2 separate regions of the Homo sapiens genome follow, and region 1 is linked to region 2. The links are chromatin loops, found by intact Hi-C in ENCODE. Cell type or tissue: dorsolateral prefrontal cortex. All regions are shown on one strand. Links, peaks and the distances in the headings refer to the core of each region. The heading gives the core; the rest is flanking DNA.

Region 1 (8,328 bases), core at 104-8,103, 54 kb before region 2:
GGGCACCTCTGGGTTGGACCCTGAGGGGTCTTTGTGCTCAGTAGAATCTTGGGGGGCCAGCTAGGCAACGCTGCTTGATGTAATGAGGTCCCTCAGGGTCGGCTGCCTACCTACTGTGAAAACAGTTATTTCTGGGGAGAGAGGGCTGTCCCCAGTGGAGAGCCTCAGAAATGAACTCAGCATTTGCAGGAAGTAAAAAGAAGTGGCCTATACCGGAAGCGTAGGTTTGGCCTGGCTGAACCGCAGGGGAGGATCCAGTCTGGACTGGGGGCATGAGATAGCTCTAGCCCACTCCTCAGAGGTCTCTCATTTTGAGTCCCCATTTCAGGGGGATGCTGAGAGCCTGAGAACCCCTGGTCTAGCTGACAAGCTCCTCTTCAGCCACAGAAAGAGGGGAGGAGGCCCAGGTAGGGGAGGTAGGTCCCTGGGTCCCCAGGCAGGTTGGCAGTGGAACTGGAGGAGTCCAGAGGCTTGGCCCCTCCCCCAGTAATGCAGCCACCTTTGACCCCGTGCTTCTTAAAGATAGCTGGGACTGCCCCCACCCTTCCCTAGCCCAGGTCTTGAAGTCCTTCCCATCCTTCCCACAGTTCCGATTTCGGCTTCTAGCCCATCCCACCCAAGGAAGCTCAGCACACTTGTCTGCGCCCCCTTTCTCTTACATCCTCCTCCTGTCTGCCACTCCCCATTGATTTCTCTTCCTGCCTCTTTCTCTCTCCGATTTTCTCCACCAGTGGGTGCAGGTTCTGCTCAGTCTTCCTGCCTGTCCTCTCCGGGGGCCCCCAGAACTAAGCTGAGCCTGCTCCAGCCCCATATTTTACCGCAGGAGGTTGGCTTCCTTCATGGCCAGGAGGAAGTGGTGAGGGGCAGCTGGCATGCCTGGTGGTCAGGGACAGGCAGGGTCTGAGACCCAGGCCAGGCCCCTCTCCCTGAGCAGGTTTCTCCAGATCCAAAAGAAAGAGCTGGCGAGATTGGAAAGGTCCTTTCTAGACCCTAAAGAACCCCTAATAACCCACAGGGCCAGTCTGTGCTCACGTGGCACAGTGGAAGAGAGGACACTATTTTTTTTTTTCTTCTGCTCGGGGGTCCAGTTTTTTCTTTTCTTTTTTTTTTTTTAGTTTTTTGATTTTTTTTTTTTTTTTGAGACAGGGTCTCACTATGTTGCCCAGGCTAGTTTCAAACTCCTGGGCTCAAGCAATCCTCCTGCCTCAGCCTCCCAAAGTGTTGGGATTACAGGCGTGCGCCACCACGCCCCAGCCTGGAGGCCCAGTTTCTGTTTCAGGAAGTGACCTCTGAGCCAAACCATTTACTCACCTCCTTCTCCATCTTTCTGCCCTACAGCCCACTTCCTCCAAATGCAAAAAGCTGACAGGACACTGTCCCTAAGTCACCCCATCACCCAGCCCTGGACAAGTCCGCCTGGCAGTTTTGAAAACTAGTCCCATGGGCATGCTTCTGAGTGCTGTGTCCTTCCCGTCTGACTGATGGCTCTCAGGCAGCACAGCCCTCCGAGGTGGTCAGGAGTGGCGGCTGCACTCCGCTGGGAATCTTGACACTGCTCCTTAGCCTCCCCTGTCAGAGGCTGGGCCTCAGAGGAGCCTTCCAGGTCTCCTGGGTGCTCTGCATCCGGCGTGGGGCGCCCACTCCCAGAGCTCCGAGAGTCAGGTTCGAGGCCTTGTGATATCCCCCTTACCTGGTGGTCACTCCATTGCCTGGGTCCTGGGGCGCCTCCCTTGGCTGGCGGGGGGTCCCCGTGGGGGCTGGGCGAGGCTCTTCCTGGCGTCCTCTTGGGAGCCACTCTCCTGGCTTGGCGATGATGGCTGCTGGGGAGGAGGAGAGAAAGTTCAGTCCACATCTGCTCTGGAGCCCCTCTAAGGATGCCCTCTCGTGGGCTGGGTTGGAAAGCCAAGAAAAGCACGCACCCCAGGCCAGGCCCTGCGGGCTCCCTGGCGCCTGTGGCTTGGGATACTTGTTTACTCGTGCAGCCCGGGAACTTGCCAGGTAGCGGGGGATGGCAGGCACACTGCTGGTGGTGACAGGCACAGCCCAGGGAGGTTCAGATCACCCTGGCCGCTCAGCCTTCCTGGCACCCCTCAGCCTCTGGAAAGCCCTCAGAACAACAAATTGTCTCCCTGGGCCATGGCTAGGCGCCCCCAGACAGAATGTGGAGGCCCATTTGCTTATCTGAAACTCAAATGTAACTGGGTGGTGTGTAGTTTTATTTGCTAAAACCAACAACCTGAGAGGTAGGGTGCTCCTCACCGAGCAGCCCAAGGCTCCTTAATGCTGAACCACTCGGTACACCCAGGGTGGCCAGGAAGTGCCCTAACTCCCAGTGACTTGTGCTGTAGCTGATGCCCACCCAGAACCAGGCCACCCGGGACACGCAGGAGCCCTTCACGGGGAAGCAGACGGAGAATCCCAGATAGCATCATAGCATACGGAGGGCTCCCCAAGGGCCTGGGAACAGATGTTCCTGCATCTCAGATGCCACGCACCCCTTCCCCCACCCCGCCTCTCCTCTTCTCCTACAGCTGAAGGGGTCCATGTCACTGCTGCAGCGACACTGTGACAGAGGCTGCATCCGTGACTCCCTTAGGCCAAGCTCCTCTCAGCTCTTTCATTTTAGCAGCTCCTCTGTGGCTTTGCAATGTGATCTGTTTAATCTTAAATATAAAGGGATCTTCCCTGCAGGTTTCCCTGTAGCAAGGGGCTTTGACTTCCAGATAATTCTCTTTTGACCCAAACGAGAATCTATTTCTGATACCAGAACCCAGCGGGTGGCACTGGGCGGTCTCCACCTGGATCTGGGTCTAGAAATAGAGCTTCAGGACAGGAGGCACATGCTCAGTGTGCTTAGAATAAGGCCAGGAGAAAAAGCGTAGGTGTACAAGAGAATACTTGAGTGAAGTCACACCGAATTGCTGGGCTACACGCAGGGGAACCCCATTACAACGTGTGGAGTCACAAAGCTGTGCCCACGCCAGGCAAGTCCTCTAGGACCAGGACCAGGAGCTTCCCAGGGGGTGTGAGCGTAGGGGACGGGGTGGTCATAAAAAAGGAGGAACTGAGCTGGAGTGTCCCAAGACCATGAGGTGGTCTTGGTTCAACTGTCCCCTTCTCCTCTCCTACTTCCTCCAGCACAGGCCACACTGAAGACTTTCAGAGGTCCCACCAAGAACAAGAGACCAGCTGAGCACGGTGGCTCACGCCTGTAATCCCACCACTTTGGGAGGCTGGGGCAGGCAGATCACTTGAGGCCAGGAGTTTGAGACCAGCCTGGCCAACATGGTAAAACCCTGTCTCTACTAAAAATACAAAAATTAGCCGGGTATGGTAACACATGCCTGTAATCCCAGCTACTCAGGAGGCTGAGGCAGGGGAATCACTTGAACCCCGGGAGGCGGAGTTTGCAGTGAGCCAAGATCGCACCACTGCACTCCAGCCTGGGTGAGAGAGCGAGACTCCATCTCAAAAAAAAAAAAAAAAAAAAACAGGAGACCCCCCTAACTAAGACAGCCAGGAGCTAGGAGATGGGGCAGCCATGGGTGTGCACCGGGGTCTTCCTGGGACAGTAGTATCTCTTGCCTGCTGGTCCATTTCAGACAGGGCTGGGCATTTTAACTCCCAGGGCTATGAAGTCCCAAGGCATGTGATTTTGATATTGAAGATAGTCCTGGTTGGTGGGGAAATGAGAATAGCTTTCCTTAGGCCAACGTTCTGCAAAATGCTAAGCCATATTATTGGCCTTTTCCCTTGGGAACTATTTCCTGTTGGCATTTGGGGCTGTCTTTTGCCTAGAATGTACTTTCTGGGCCTGCACTCAACCGATCAAGCAGTTTGAGGGTCCAACAGGTTCCTCCTCATGAGTTTTCCCTGCGGTGCTGACTGAACGCAAAGCGCAAAGGCTCTTCCTCAAGAAACTCAGCGTGAAGGTGGGGGTTTCCACGGGGTCTCTGGGTGGGGCGTTAGTTCCCAGCACAGGCCAGACTCAGCAGCGAGCTGTGTGCAAGGAGACCTGTGGGGAGCGCTGCCTGGGGCCAGGATGGGCCTGGGGCAAGGTGAGTGAGAGAAGGGAAGTGGAGGGGGCCCCATGCCTGTAATCCCAGCACTTTGGGAGGCCGAGGCGGGAGGATCGCTTGAGCCCAAGGGTTCAAGACCAGCCTGGGCAGCACAGAGAGACACCTCTCTCTACAATCAATCAATCAATCAATCAATCAATCAATTGAAGTGGAGGGGAGGGATGGAGAAGCAGGACTGTCTGGAGGAAGTCAGAGCAAGCTCCTGAGCAGGGAAGGAATGAAGCAGAAGGCAACATGGCTCAGGGGTGCCCATGCCCAGCCCAGCACTGCCCACTCCCTGCTGTCCCTGCTGCTCATCCCCCTCCCCCTCATTCATACCCTGGCTTAATGGACTTAACCGCAGTCCCCCTATCTGCAAAGCCCAGATGGAGCACAGAAGCAGAGGGCTGTTTGCCATCCATCCCTTAGGCAGAGGCAGGTGACAGGACAGGGAGAGGGGCAGGGAGGCCAACTGGGGAGACGCAACAGGCCGTGGGCAGGCCTGTCTGAAAGAAGGTCAGAATGGAATCTACTCCAAGCGTGGCAAAGGCTTACTCATGACCCAGAGGAAACTGCACCTGGGGCTTGGTTTTTCCAAAGGAAGAACTTTTTGTCAAGTAAAAGGATTTTAAAGGAGACTAAGAGGGCCAGGCATGATGGCTCACGCCTGTAATCCCAGTGCTTTGGGAGGCTCAGGCAGGAGGATTACTTGAGACTAGGAGTTCAAGACCAGCCTAGGCAACAGCAAACTTCGTCTTTACAAAAAATAGAAAACCACTTTGCCTGGTATGGTGGTGCATCTGTAGTGCCAGCTACTCAGGAAGCTGATGCGGGAGGATCGCTTAGGAATGTGAGGCTGCAGTGAGCTATGACTGGCCACTGCACTCCAGCCTGGGGGACAGAGTGAGACCTTGTCTCAAAATAAAATAAAATAAAGTAAAATAAAATAAAATAAAAGGAGGACTAGGGGTGTTGGCCTGAGGCTCAGAGCGGGCCTGGCAGGGCCAGGGAGGGCAGTGACTATTCCTGGTCTCTGGCAGGTGGAGAAGGGCAGGGCTGCGTGGGTCCGTGTCCTGGGTCCCAGCCAGGCTGAGCCAATAGGAGCAGGCTTAAGGAAGGGACACTCAGAACACGGTCTCAGCATTTGGGGCAGGTTAATGGGGGCACTGACAGCGGGATTTGGGAAAAGCACTGCTCTGCCTCCAGCCGGTCCATCTGGGGGCTGGTGGGCAGCTGCTGCCTCCCTAGGAAGAAGCACTGGCAACCGCCCGTGACCACCAAGGCTGAGTGTCCTGGTGGGTGCCCACCCTGTTCATGCAAGAACCCGGAATGTGCCTGGGCCCAGACTTTGTCAGGGCTAAAGTAAACTGTTCTTGAAAACAACAATAACATCAACATTGCAGCAGCTGCTCCTTGGCCATTTCCATCCATGCCAACCTCAAGTGCCTCCGCCCTGCAGGTAACAGCATGACAGCTTCCCAAAGGCACGTCCAATCAGTGCAAAAATAAAGGGCCTCTCAGTGGTCATTTTGGTAAAGCAAGGATGTTACCGCTACGTTACCCTGAATGTACTGTGGAGCCTTTCAGGAAGTCCAGGCCTAAGAACTTGAAATGTTTTAACTCAATGGCATTCAGTCAAATTGGCAAAACTTTTCAGACGCCCCCTAAGACCTCCACCCTGGCAGCAGAAATCTCTGGATAAATTACTAAGCTGCTCACCTTTGGAGAGCATATTAATATTTACAGCTTTAGTAAAGCACATGTAAAATAACTGATGATCAACGCTGGCAAAACCTCTGAAACTGCTCATCACCAAGAGACCCAGGAGTTGCAAATAACCCAGCCAGTGCTGACTCGTCACTAGCTACCGCTCTGCACCTGGGCCTGGAAGCGTCTGAATCCAATTGTGAGCAGATGCAAGTTCTCAGATGTTTCTCAGACAGGAATCCAACCCGTTCCTCTGTTGTTTTTCCTACTCAAATGGAAATTAGAGTCTTATCTGAACTGCTCATAATCCTTTTAATTTCCTTTCAAAAATTAAAAAAAATACTTTGTACATTTCTGATTCAAAGTATATATATTTTTTCTGGCATCTAAAAAATACTTTTATCTCCCATCAGCCTCTGGTTAACTCAGCTGGAAGTTTCAAAGGCGTTTGGATCCCAGAGTTGTTTGTGCTCTTAGTTGCACATTTCTGCCTCCGTCCAGCCTTCCAGCAGGCGGCTGGCCTTCTCTGCACCAGAATCTGAGCTATCAGAATCAGGGTCACAGATCAACATCAGCCCGGCATTCCTCCTCCGAAATTTCACATTAAAGCCGGCTTTCACCAGTCAGAAATCTTGCCCCAGGAGCTCCCAGACGGGACAACAGGCAGTGCTCTGAGAAGGGGACGCAGAGGACCAGCCCAGCATGGGTCTGGCTGTGGGCTGGGAATCCCGTGAGCCTCTGTGACACGGGGCTGTTGCTGAGACCAGAGGGCTTCCCAGGAGCAGACGTGCGTCTGCCACTCCTGCTGCTGTTTTGCGTAGGTTCTAGACATCACAATCCCAGAACTGACCCAGTGTGCTGCCCACATTCTTACATGAAGAGGAGACGCAGGACTCCGGGGTGCTGGGCTTGCCCTCCCTGTAGACAGCCTCGTGAGCGGCTGGCAGGGCCTGCGGGTGGCCGTTTCTGGCGTGCTGGGCTGTCTGGGGAGGTGTGTGTTGGTCTTCCACCCTGGAGAAAAACATGAAAAACGGCAGTGAGTACAGCCAGCCAGGAGATTCGGACTGCCGACTGCCGACTGCAGCATCACAAATACAGGAGGGGGCGGTGCCTCAAAGTCTTGTTAAACCATCATTAGCATATCAGACCTTCTAAAGGGTCTTGGCAGGAGCCAGGAGGCTGACCCTGTGAGGCAGTAGCCTCCCCTTGTTCCTGTTAGCCCCCTTCTGTATTCACAGTGATACATGGCGTGGTGTATTCCTAACACACAATTACGTGTTACGACCCTGGGTGACATGGGACCATGACATTTCAAGCAAACAACGTAAGGCACGGATCTGCTGGTTTCTCCAAGGATGAAGCAGATGAATGAAGGGATGAATCCAACCAGAGAAGACATAACATGTCATGTCAGCCGTGGCAAGTGTTGGCCAAGAACGAGACTGCAGAACTTTCTTCTTTTTTTCTTAGAGACAGGGTCTCACTCTGTCGCCCAGGCTGGAGTGCCATGGTGCAACCACAGCTCACTTGTAGCCTTGACCTCCCAGGCTCAAGTGATCCTCCCATCTCAGCCTCTGGAGTAGCTGGGACTACAGATGGGCGCCTCCACACTCAACTGATTTTTTTATTTTTTGTAGAGACAAGGTCTCTCCATGTTGCTAGGACTGGTCTCGAACTCCTGGGCTCAAGCAATCCTCTCACCTTGGCCTCCCAAAGTGCTGGGATTACAGGTGTGAGCCACTGTGACTGGCCTAGAACTTACTTTCTTGTAACACTACCTAAAGGATGTGTGCAGAACAGCTCCTTTGCAGTGCCTAATGTTGGCACCCAAGCTGGGGGAGACACCTTCGCCCAGCAGACAAGTGCTGAGAGCTTCATTGCACCAGATCCAGCCAGTTGCAAGGGCCAGCTGGCTGGGACAGCCTCATTGGGTCAACCTTGACCACAGATCCCCGAGGAAGGCCCTCCAGTTATCTGTAAGGCAACGGAGCCCTCGCTCCCCCTTCAACAAGGAGATATGGGCCACCTAATCCAACAAGGGCTCAGTGGGGAACACACGACAAGCTCATGCCTGCCTAGGGCTGGACCCTGCAAATGGTTGTTTTTGAATGTCAATTTCATATGTCTGGCTAGGCGTGGTGGCTCATGCCTGTAATCCCAGCACTTTGGGAGGCCAAGGCGGGCAGATCACTTGAGGTCAGGAGTTTGAGACCAGCTTGGCCAACATGGTGAAACCCCGTCTCTACTAAAAATATAAAAATTAGTGGGACGTGGTGATGTATGCCTGTAGTCCCAGCTACTCAAGAGGCTGAGGCAGGAGAATCGCTTGAGCCAGGGAGGCGGAGGTTGTAGTGAGCCAAGATTGCGCCATTGCACTCCAGCCTGGGCAACAGAGTGAGACTCTGTCTCAAAAAAAAAAAAAAAAAAAAAAATTCACATGGCTCAACCCAAAGTCAAAGATAAGGAGACATGTAACCAGCCTGAGGGGGGCAGGAAAGTCTTCCCGAGGTGCGCAATCAGTCTTTTTTTTTTTTTTTTTTTTTTTAAATGGAGATGAGGTCTG
Region 2 (8,328 bases), core at 40-8,039:
TCCTGACACGTGCAAAATCTAGTTTCGCCCTACACATGATCTGCTCTTACCCCCAGCCTGTGTTCCCCGTATTGTTAATGGCATCGCTATCCTCCCAGCTACCTAGGGTCCAAGGTTACCAGCCTTTGGTTACTCATGTCATGCCTCCTGAGTTCCCAACTCCTGCAGGTCCCACCTCCAGGAGCACCCTCTGCCATCAGCCAAGCTCAGCCCCACTCCCGCTGCAGCCTGCAGGCTCTCACGCCAGCCTGGGCTTAAATCTCTGTCCCACCAGCTACTGCCTTGGGACCCTAGACAAGTTTCTGAACCTCTCTGAACTTTGGTTTTCTTATCCATAAAATGGGGCTAAGAATAGCACACACCTGGCAGAAGGGTGAGGGGAATACACGGGAGAAAGCCAGGGAAGCTCTTGGCCCATGCCTGCACACGGAAGCACTGGGAAAATACTGGCTGTGTTGCCGCACTAAGCTCTTCCGGTCCCCAGTGAACTTGAACACTGATGCCAGAGTAGTCCTCTGAAGGCATGGCTCTGCTCACGTCTCTTGGGCTCACAAATCTTCAGTGAGTGTCCACTCTTTACTGTCTGGCTCCAATTCATCCTTCCAGCTTTGTCTCCCACCCTTGCCCTCCATACTCCCTGAGCTGTGGCCAAAGTGAACCCCCCTTGGTTAGCATCAGGCTGGTGCCTTGGCTCCTGCTGCTCCTCAGCTGGGATGTCACCTGCTCTGCAGTTTCAATCTGGAACCTATGCTTGAACACCTCTCTTATTTGCTAAGTTTCTTCCTTTAGTTTTTAATAAAAGTTCCTTTTGAAAGACTTCAGTTTTTGTCAATTGGGCTGAATAACAAGGGGAGCAATGTCAACGTTATGGCCAGATGCCTGGTGGCAGTCAACTGTCCCTGCTCTGGAACCTGGTTGACAGCAATGATGGGATAAAGGAAGTGGGAAAACCAAGAAGGGGGGTTTGGGGCCATGTAAGGTCCCTGGAACTCCTTCAGGCCCAGAGTCCATTTCCGAGAGGAGAGGGAGATGAGACTAGATATTCAGTGAGGCCAGGCTGTGGAGGTTTCATGTTTTAGCCATGTCTTCCATTCCCTCTACGCTGATGCTTTGATTGGAGCTTGCCTGGCCCTGGAGGGACTGCCCCTTCCAGAACTAGTCAGCTCTTAGGAATATTAAAACATTTGCCCCCAAGTGTGCTTTCCAAATACAAATCAACCAATCCAGAGCTCACACCCCAACCATCTCCTTTATTGGGCTCTTACACGCCTGGCCATTATCCACCTGCCCTAATCACCCCAGGGCTAGGTGCCAGACAAGTAGGGAAAGCCCCTTTGCTCGAGAGCCCACTGAAATTCATCCAAACGAAACAGTCCTCAGCATGCTTATGCCACCTCACCTATACTTACCCCTCTCTCAGCCTCTTGCTCCACCCCAGTGCTTCCTTGTGTGACTCCCTGTGGTGTGGCACGCCCCTGCCCCTGGGGCACTGTGAGCAGCAAACTGTCTTTTCCATGGAGCAGAGCTGTTCCCAGGCAAAATTGAGATGGAGAGGGGAGAACACCAGGGCAAGGGAAAGGAAAACCAGGGGCACCTTGAGGTTTGCACTGGAGCCCTCTGGAGAGGCACTCTCAGAGGAACTCAATGATCCAGCCCTGAGCACCATCCTTGGGCCAGACACCCTAGAGCTCCACATCCGTGCTAAGGCCACCTGTGGCTCTGGTCAAGAAGGGAAGGAAGAATAAGATTATAAAACTCTTGCTTTGTGTTAAGCTTCACTGTCGCTTCCCCTGTTGTTCAAGACTCACTGCCCAGATCCTCTGTGTGGATTACAAGTCCCATGTTGTTTCTTATTGTCTCCTTGCCTGAGTTCTATTTTTTTTTTTTCCTCCTTGCCTGAGTTCTTAGGCCTCACTTGGAAGATCTTGTTACTCTTGACTGCTTGGACAATTAGCTTGTTCCTATCTTGTTCAGCCCATCTTCTTGAATTTAACTTCTTGCTCTCGAGATGTATACAAGTTCCATGCCCCGGTCTAGCTAGTTCTGATTGCACTTTGTTGGATCTGTCATGCTGTGTTTCATTACAATTCCATTATAGCACTAATGTGACCAACAGCCACATTTTTCTATTTCTTGTCTCAAATTCTAAGAAAAGTATCGATTTGGCCATTATACTGTTCTAACTCTACCAATTAGCTTCTTCAAATGATTCACATTTGAATTTATTCACATTGGATTATTCTCCAAATGATTCTGGATATTAAAAAAAGGTGGCAATGACTCAAGTCTTTATGTATCAGGTATTTAAATTAGATTTGAAGCACAGTATAAAAAGGCCTCAAAACAATGGAGACATACTATGCTCATGGTATAAAACACTCAAATTGATTTATAGATTTAATGTAGTCCCAATCAAAATCCCAACTAGTGGCAAGAAGGAGGGAAGTAATAAGGGAGGGAAAGTTCTCTGACTCATGGAAGGGAGGAATCTATTCCAAAGAAGCTGGATGAAACTGCCAGTAAAAAATAAATATGATGAAAGCTGTCTTTCCCTCAGTTTTACAGATGTCAATAATTTACCTTATTGTAACTTATGTAACAGAATATATTTAACTATGTCAGTTAAGTTGGAGTGTAAACGTCAGTTAAGTTGGAGTGCAATTTTGAGACCAATCATTCGGAGTTTAATGAAAAAGAATTTGACTATTTAAACAAGATGAGTTTGTTTAAATATTGATGAGTGATGAGTTTATTTAAATCGTGATGAGTTCTTTAAAAGTGAGAAATTGAACATTTGTTTTTTATCACTTTTCAAACTAGAAATTAAAAAGCCACTGCAGCTGTATGATGGGTAGACAGGAATCCTCTCTACTATTTTTTTTCTGTAAATCTAAAATTATTCTCCCCCCACCACCCAAAATTTTAAAACACGGCCAGTAAAGAACCTTGCAGGGTAGGTAAGTTATATTGCCTTCGCTAGAGAAACACACACGATAGCCTTGTACAGCTGCCACTGCTGAATGCCTGCTGGATGGAAAGTTACAAAAGAAATCACATTAGTGTCACTTTCCAATGAAACAATAGCCTGTCGAATTAAAGATGAAGCTGTAAACGTGAATGCTGAGTTAATATCTCATCTGCAGAACTACGCCTGGATTTGTTATTTTGCTTGTAATCTTCCAGTATCAACAGTCACTAATCACAAAGATCTCTTATGTAAATACTTGGCAACGAAGCACAAGTAATACTGGCTGAAATACTTAAAGTGTTGGATGCTTTACTGACTTTCATGGTTTATCCTGGAACAAATGCATTGACATTTCCACTCATGATACAAAAGCAATGATGGGTAAAACCACTGGTGCCTTAGCACAAACCAAGGCAGCGATCTCAAACTCTAGTAGCAGTCACTGTATTTCACCATAGATAAATACGGGGATGATGATAGATGATAGATGACAGGTAGATAGAGTTTCATTTAAGGCTGTCCTTGATGAACTGGTAGGAATTAATTTTATTAACTCTTAACCCTTATGGCCCATCTTTTGGAATGTACAGGCAGATAAAGCAGTACTGCTATACTAAAGCGGATGGTTATCTTCAGGAATGGGACTTGTGAGATAAAGTTGCAAGCCACTTTTTTCAAGGAACACCATTTTCATTTGAAAGAGTAACTGACAGACTATGGTTATTTAGACTTAAGTATACAGCAGATGTCTTCTCAAAAATTAATGAAGTGAGCCTGTCACTTTAAGGAAAACAACCAATAGTATTTGTCAGCAATAATACAATTTAAACTTTCAAGAAAAAATGAGAATTTTGAGAAACCTATATCTGCCATTGTGAGCTCAATAGCTTCCCAATACCTAAAGGCTTTTCTGATGCTATTGGTGTTGATAATACACAATTTCTTATGTTATATAATAAAATGTATCAACATTTGGGGCTGGGCACAGTGGCTCACACCTGTAATCCCAGCACTTTGGGAGGACGAGGTGGGCAGATCACCTGAGGTCAGGAGTTCAAGATCAGCCTGGCCAACATAGTGAAGCCCTGTCTCTACTAAAAATACAAAAAATTAGCCAGGCGTGGTGGCACATGCCTGTAACCCAGCTACTTGGGAGGCTGAGGCAAAAGAACCACTTGAACCCAGGAGGCGGAGGTTGCAGCTGGCCGAGAGATGGCACCATTGCACTCCAGCCTGGGCGATAGAGTGAGACTTCGTCTCAAACAAACAAAAAATTTGGAAAAACTGTAAAACTTGGTAAGCCAATATTTTCCAAATGATCAATGAATTATAATACAAAATCCTGCATGGGTAAAAGAGCTATTGAAAATATGAAACAGGCAGGATGCCAGTAGAAATTGGGAAGTAAGAAAAGCAATATGATAATAATAATGATTATTATTATTATTGAGATGCAGTCTCTGTTGCCAGGCTGGAGTGCAGTGGCGCGATCTCGGCTCACTGCAACCTCTGCCTCCTGGGCTCAAGCAATTCTCCTGCCTTTGTCTCCGGAGTAGCTGGGACTACAGGCGTGCGCCACCACACCCAGCTAACTTTTGTATTTTCAGTAGAGATGGGGTTTTACCATGTTGGCCAGGATGGTCTTGATCTCTTGACCCAGTGATCCATCCACCTTGGCCTCCCAAAGTGCTGAGATTACAGGCGTGAGCCACCACGCCTGGCCATAATTATTTTTTTGAGACTGAGTCTCGCTCTGTTGCCCAGTCTGGAGTGCAGTAGCGCAATCTCGGCTCACTGCAACCTCCACCTCCCAGGTTCAAGCAATTTTCATGCCTCAGCCTCTGAGTAGCTAGGATTACAAGCATGCACCATCACACCCGGCTAATTTTTGTATTTTAGTAGAAATGGGGTTTCATCATGTTGGCCAGGCTGGTCTTGAACTCCTGGCCTCAGGTGATCCACCGGCCTTAGCCTCCCAAAATGCTGGGATTACAGGCATGAGCCACCGCACCTGGTCTGAAAGTCAATATAAATAAATACACCATATCAGTAGTATGAAAGGGAAAAAATCAAAGAATGATCATCTCATATGATGAAGAAAAAGCATTTAACAAAACCCAACACTCAGCAAACTAGGAACAGAGGGAAACTTTCTTAATCTTATAATCAGATCTATGAAAAAATCCCAGCTAACGCTGTACTAGATGGAGAAGGACTGAAAACATTCACTGTAAGATCAGGAACAAGCAAAAGATGCCTGCTCTCTCCACTTCTATTTGGCATTGTACTAGAGTCTCTAGCCAGCACAATCAGGCAAGGCAAGAAAATAAAGGATAGCTAGATTGAAAAGGAAGTAAAATGATCTCTATTCACAGATGACACAATCTTGTTATACAGAAAATCCTAAGGAATTCAAAACAAAACAAAACAAAACAAAACAACCCAAACAAACCCAAAACCCACAACAAACAAAAAACTCTTTGAGCTAATAAATTCAGTAAGGTTGTAGGATACAAGTTCAATATTCTAAAATCAATTGTATTTCTATACATTAGCACATCTGATTGTTAGGGAACAATCAGAAAATCAAATTAACAAAATGCAAAATAGATCAATAGATTTTAATTAACAAGATAAAAATGACTATTTACTTATTTATTTATTTTTTTGAGACGGAGTCTCGCTCCGTCACCCAGGCTGGAGTGCAGTGGTGTGATCTTGGCTCACTGCAATCTCCGCATCCCGGGTTCAGGCGATTCTCCCACCTCAGCCTCCAGAGTAGCTGAGATTACAGGCGCACACCACGATGCCCAGCTAATTTTTGTATTTTTGGTAGAGACAGGGTTTCACCATGTTGGCCAGGCTGGTCTCAAAACTCCTGACCTCAGGTGATCCACCCACCTGGGGCTCCGAAAGTGCTGAGATTACAGGCGTGAGCCACTGCACCCAGCCAATAAAAATGATATTTAAAATTGGTTTCTAATTCCACATTGCAACTAACTTTTAATAAACTATTACCTGTCTGGTTTTAAAGTAATATTGAGCAAAAATATCTATCTGAAAAGGCTTTGAAAATACTTCACCCCTTTCCAAGTACACAGGTGTGTGAGGCTAGATTTTCTTTATGTCCTTCAATCAAAACAACATATGACAACAGATACAGCCCAGATCAAACTGTGTTTTTCTGATCCAGACATTAAAGAGATTGGCAAAAAAAAAAAAAAAAAAAAAAAAACAAACCCACAATGCTACACTTTTTCATAAAATTTTGTTTTGAAAAATAATTCTTTTTCATAAGAATATCTTATTTATATTAATGTAATGGATTTACTATTGCCATTTTAAGTTATTTAATATTTTAATATTTAACATTTTATCATATTTAAGTTCTCATTTAAAAAATTTTGATAGACAAAATACTCATTAACTCTTCAGAATCTTCAGTAATTTTTAAGAATGTAAATGGCTCCTGAAACCAAAAATTGGAGAATGGTTACTTCAAACCTTATATAAACATATATGTTTTTCTTTCCTATGCATAACATATTTAATGACTACAACTTAGATGAAAAAATTAAAATCTTAAAAGAAAACCTAGGAGACTACATGTAAAATTTAGGGTTAGGGAAGACCTTAACCAGGACAGGAGACCCAGGAACTATAAAATAAAAGCGAATATATTTAACTTTTTTTTTTTGAGATGGAGTCTTGCTCTGCCCAGGCTGGAGTGCAGCGGCGTGATGTTGGATCACTGCAACCTCCACCTCCCGGGTTCAAATGATTCTTGCGCCTCAGACTACCGAGTAGCTTGGATTACAGGTGTGCACCACCACGCCCAGCTGATTTTTGTATTTTTAGTAGAGACAGGGTTTCACCATGTTGGCCAGGGTGGTCTTGAACTCCTGGCCTCAGGTGATGTGCCTGTTTTGGCCTCTCAAATTGCTGGGATTCAGGCGTGAGCCACCACATCCCGCCTCAATCTTTAACTTAAAAAAAATTTTAAAAAAGATTTGTGGCAAAAGAGATTAGAAAAAATATATCTTTAAAACATTTGTAATGATGGTGAAAAGGGTTTGGAAAGAAGCACAACTGAAAAAAACAGAAAGGATATGAAATTGGAAATGTACAATGTAGCAAATCCAAATCCAGATTGGCAAAAACATTAAAAAAAAATAGAGTAACAGCACCTATTGCTAGTGGAGATGGAGGGAAGAGGCTCCTTCATGTTCTCCTAGTGAAATCTGAATTATTAACAGCCTTTGAAAAGAGCAATCTGGAAAAATCTATTATTAAAAAAATACTTTTTCATCCAGCAGCAAGAGCCCATATAAATAAAAGCCCTGGTAAATAAGGATATTTTTACAAAGATTTTACTACAGCATTGTTTGAAATAGCAAAAAATCTAGAAAATTATACATTCATAGCATTAAAAAGTATCAACTTGCTACACTGCCTAACTCAGAAGGACTTTCAAGAAACATTAACAAGAGAAAAAGGCAACATGGTGTAGAAGTATGTGTATTTCTATCTCTATGTTATCTCATTTTGAAAAACAAATACTGACAAAAGTATATATGGATCTGTGTGTAGTACATACCTCCGTGTACTCTGTGTGTGCATCTTTTAAGTATGAAAGCGCATGCACACACTAGATCACTAACATGGGTTTCTTGGGGGGGTTGATGTGAGTGCAGTGGAGAGGCAAAGGATAAAGCTTATGCTTGTGCTGTCTCCCCCAGAGGATGCCACCCCTGCTGGCCACACCCTTCCCTTCCTCAACTCATCTCACTTCCTCTTTACCCCACGCCAGCCATCTCCCAGTATTCCTGGAGTACTTGGAATTTCTGTGGCACTTCCTGTGTCTATCACCTTTATGAATCTGTGATCACATATTTATTTTCTGTTATTTGCTATTTTGCATTCATGTATGTCTCACAAGAAGGTAATATAGGGCAGTGGTTAGGAGCATGGACCACTGAGTCAGACCACCTGGATTTGAATCCCAGCCCCATCACAGTTACTTATTAGCTGTGTGAACTTGGCAAGTGACCTATTTTCTCTCTGTCTCTTCATCTGTGAAATGTGAATAAAAATAGCACCTACCACAGGGCTGCTAAGAAGAGGAGATGACTGAACACCCATAAGGCGCCTAGAACAGTGCCTGGCACCCGGCACTGCCAGCAGGCGGGAGCTGCTGTTGTCAGAATCACTGTGATCTTCCCTATCTAGGCTGGAAATTCTTGGAGGTATTTTAAACCACAGATACTCTTTTAGATTTCTTTTGCATCCCTTCCCCATTAGTTCCTACAATAGTGTTATTTCGAGGCCCTCAAATATTTGTTGAGTAAATATATGAGCAA

Evidence for each region. A loop is a pair of places that touch in the nucleus more often than their neighbours do. Peaks named below come from ENCODE experiments on the same cell type or tissue, not always from the same donor. Only the 100,000 strongest peaks of a DNase experiment are listed, where the experiment ranks them.
Region 1: a loop joins it to region 2, with 7 times the contacts of the local background. A loop is called at or near these places in 8 of 110 quality-filtered maps.

What each region holds. Positions count from the first base shown.
Region 1 is chr2:231,354,246-231,362,573 of GRCh38, reverse strand. It overlaps ARMC9 (armadillo repeat containing 9), which reads right to left. Exons shown (of 25, transcript NM_001352754.2): 22 at 6,640-6,776; 23 at 1,691-1,820. Among named protein-coding and RNA genes, the nearest start is that of MIR4777, 4.3 kb to the left of the region's middle. RefSeq lists an enhancer at 1,262-1,905 and a silencer at 1,783-2,077. In dorsolateral prefrontal cortex, for the core only: no CTCF peak of the experiment used is centred there; no DNase peak of the experiment used is centred there; H3K27ac peaks cover 3,407 bases.
Region 2 is chr2:231,300,313-231,308,640 of GRCh38, reverse strand. The region is part of intron 19 of ARMC9 (armadillo repeat containing 9); the gene reads right to left. Among named protein-coding and RNA genes, the nearest start is that of MIR4777, 58 kb to the left of the region's middle. In dorsolateral prefrontal cortex, for the core only: no CTCF peak of the experiment used is centred there; no DNase peak of the experiment used is centred there; H3K27ac peaks cover 68 bases.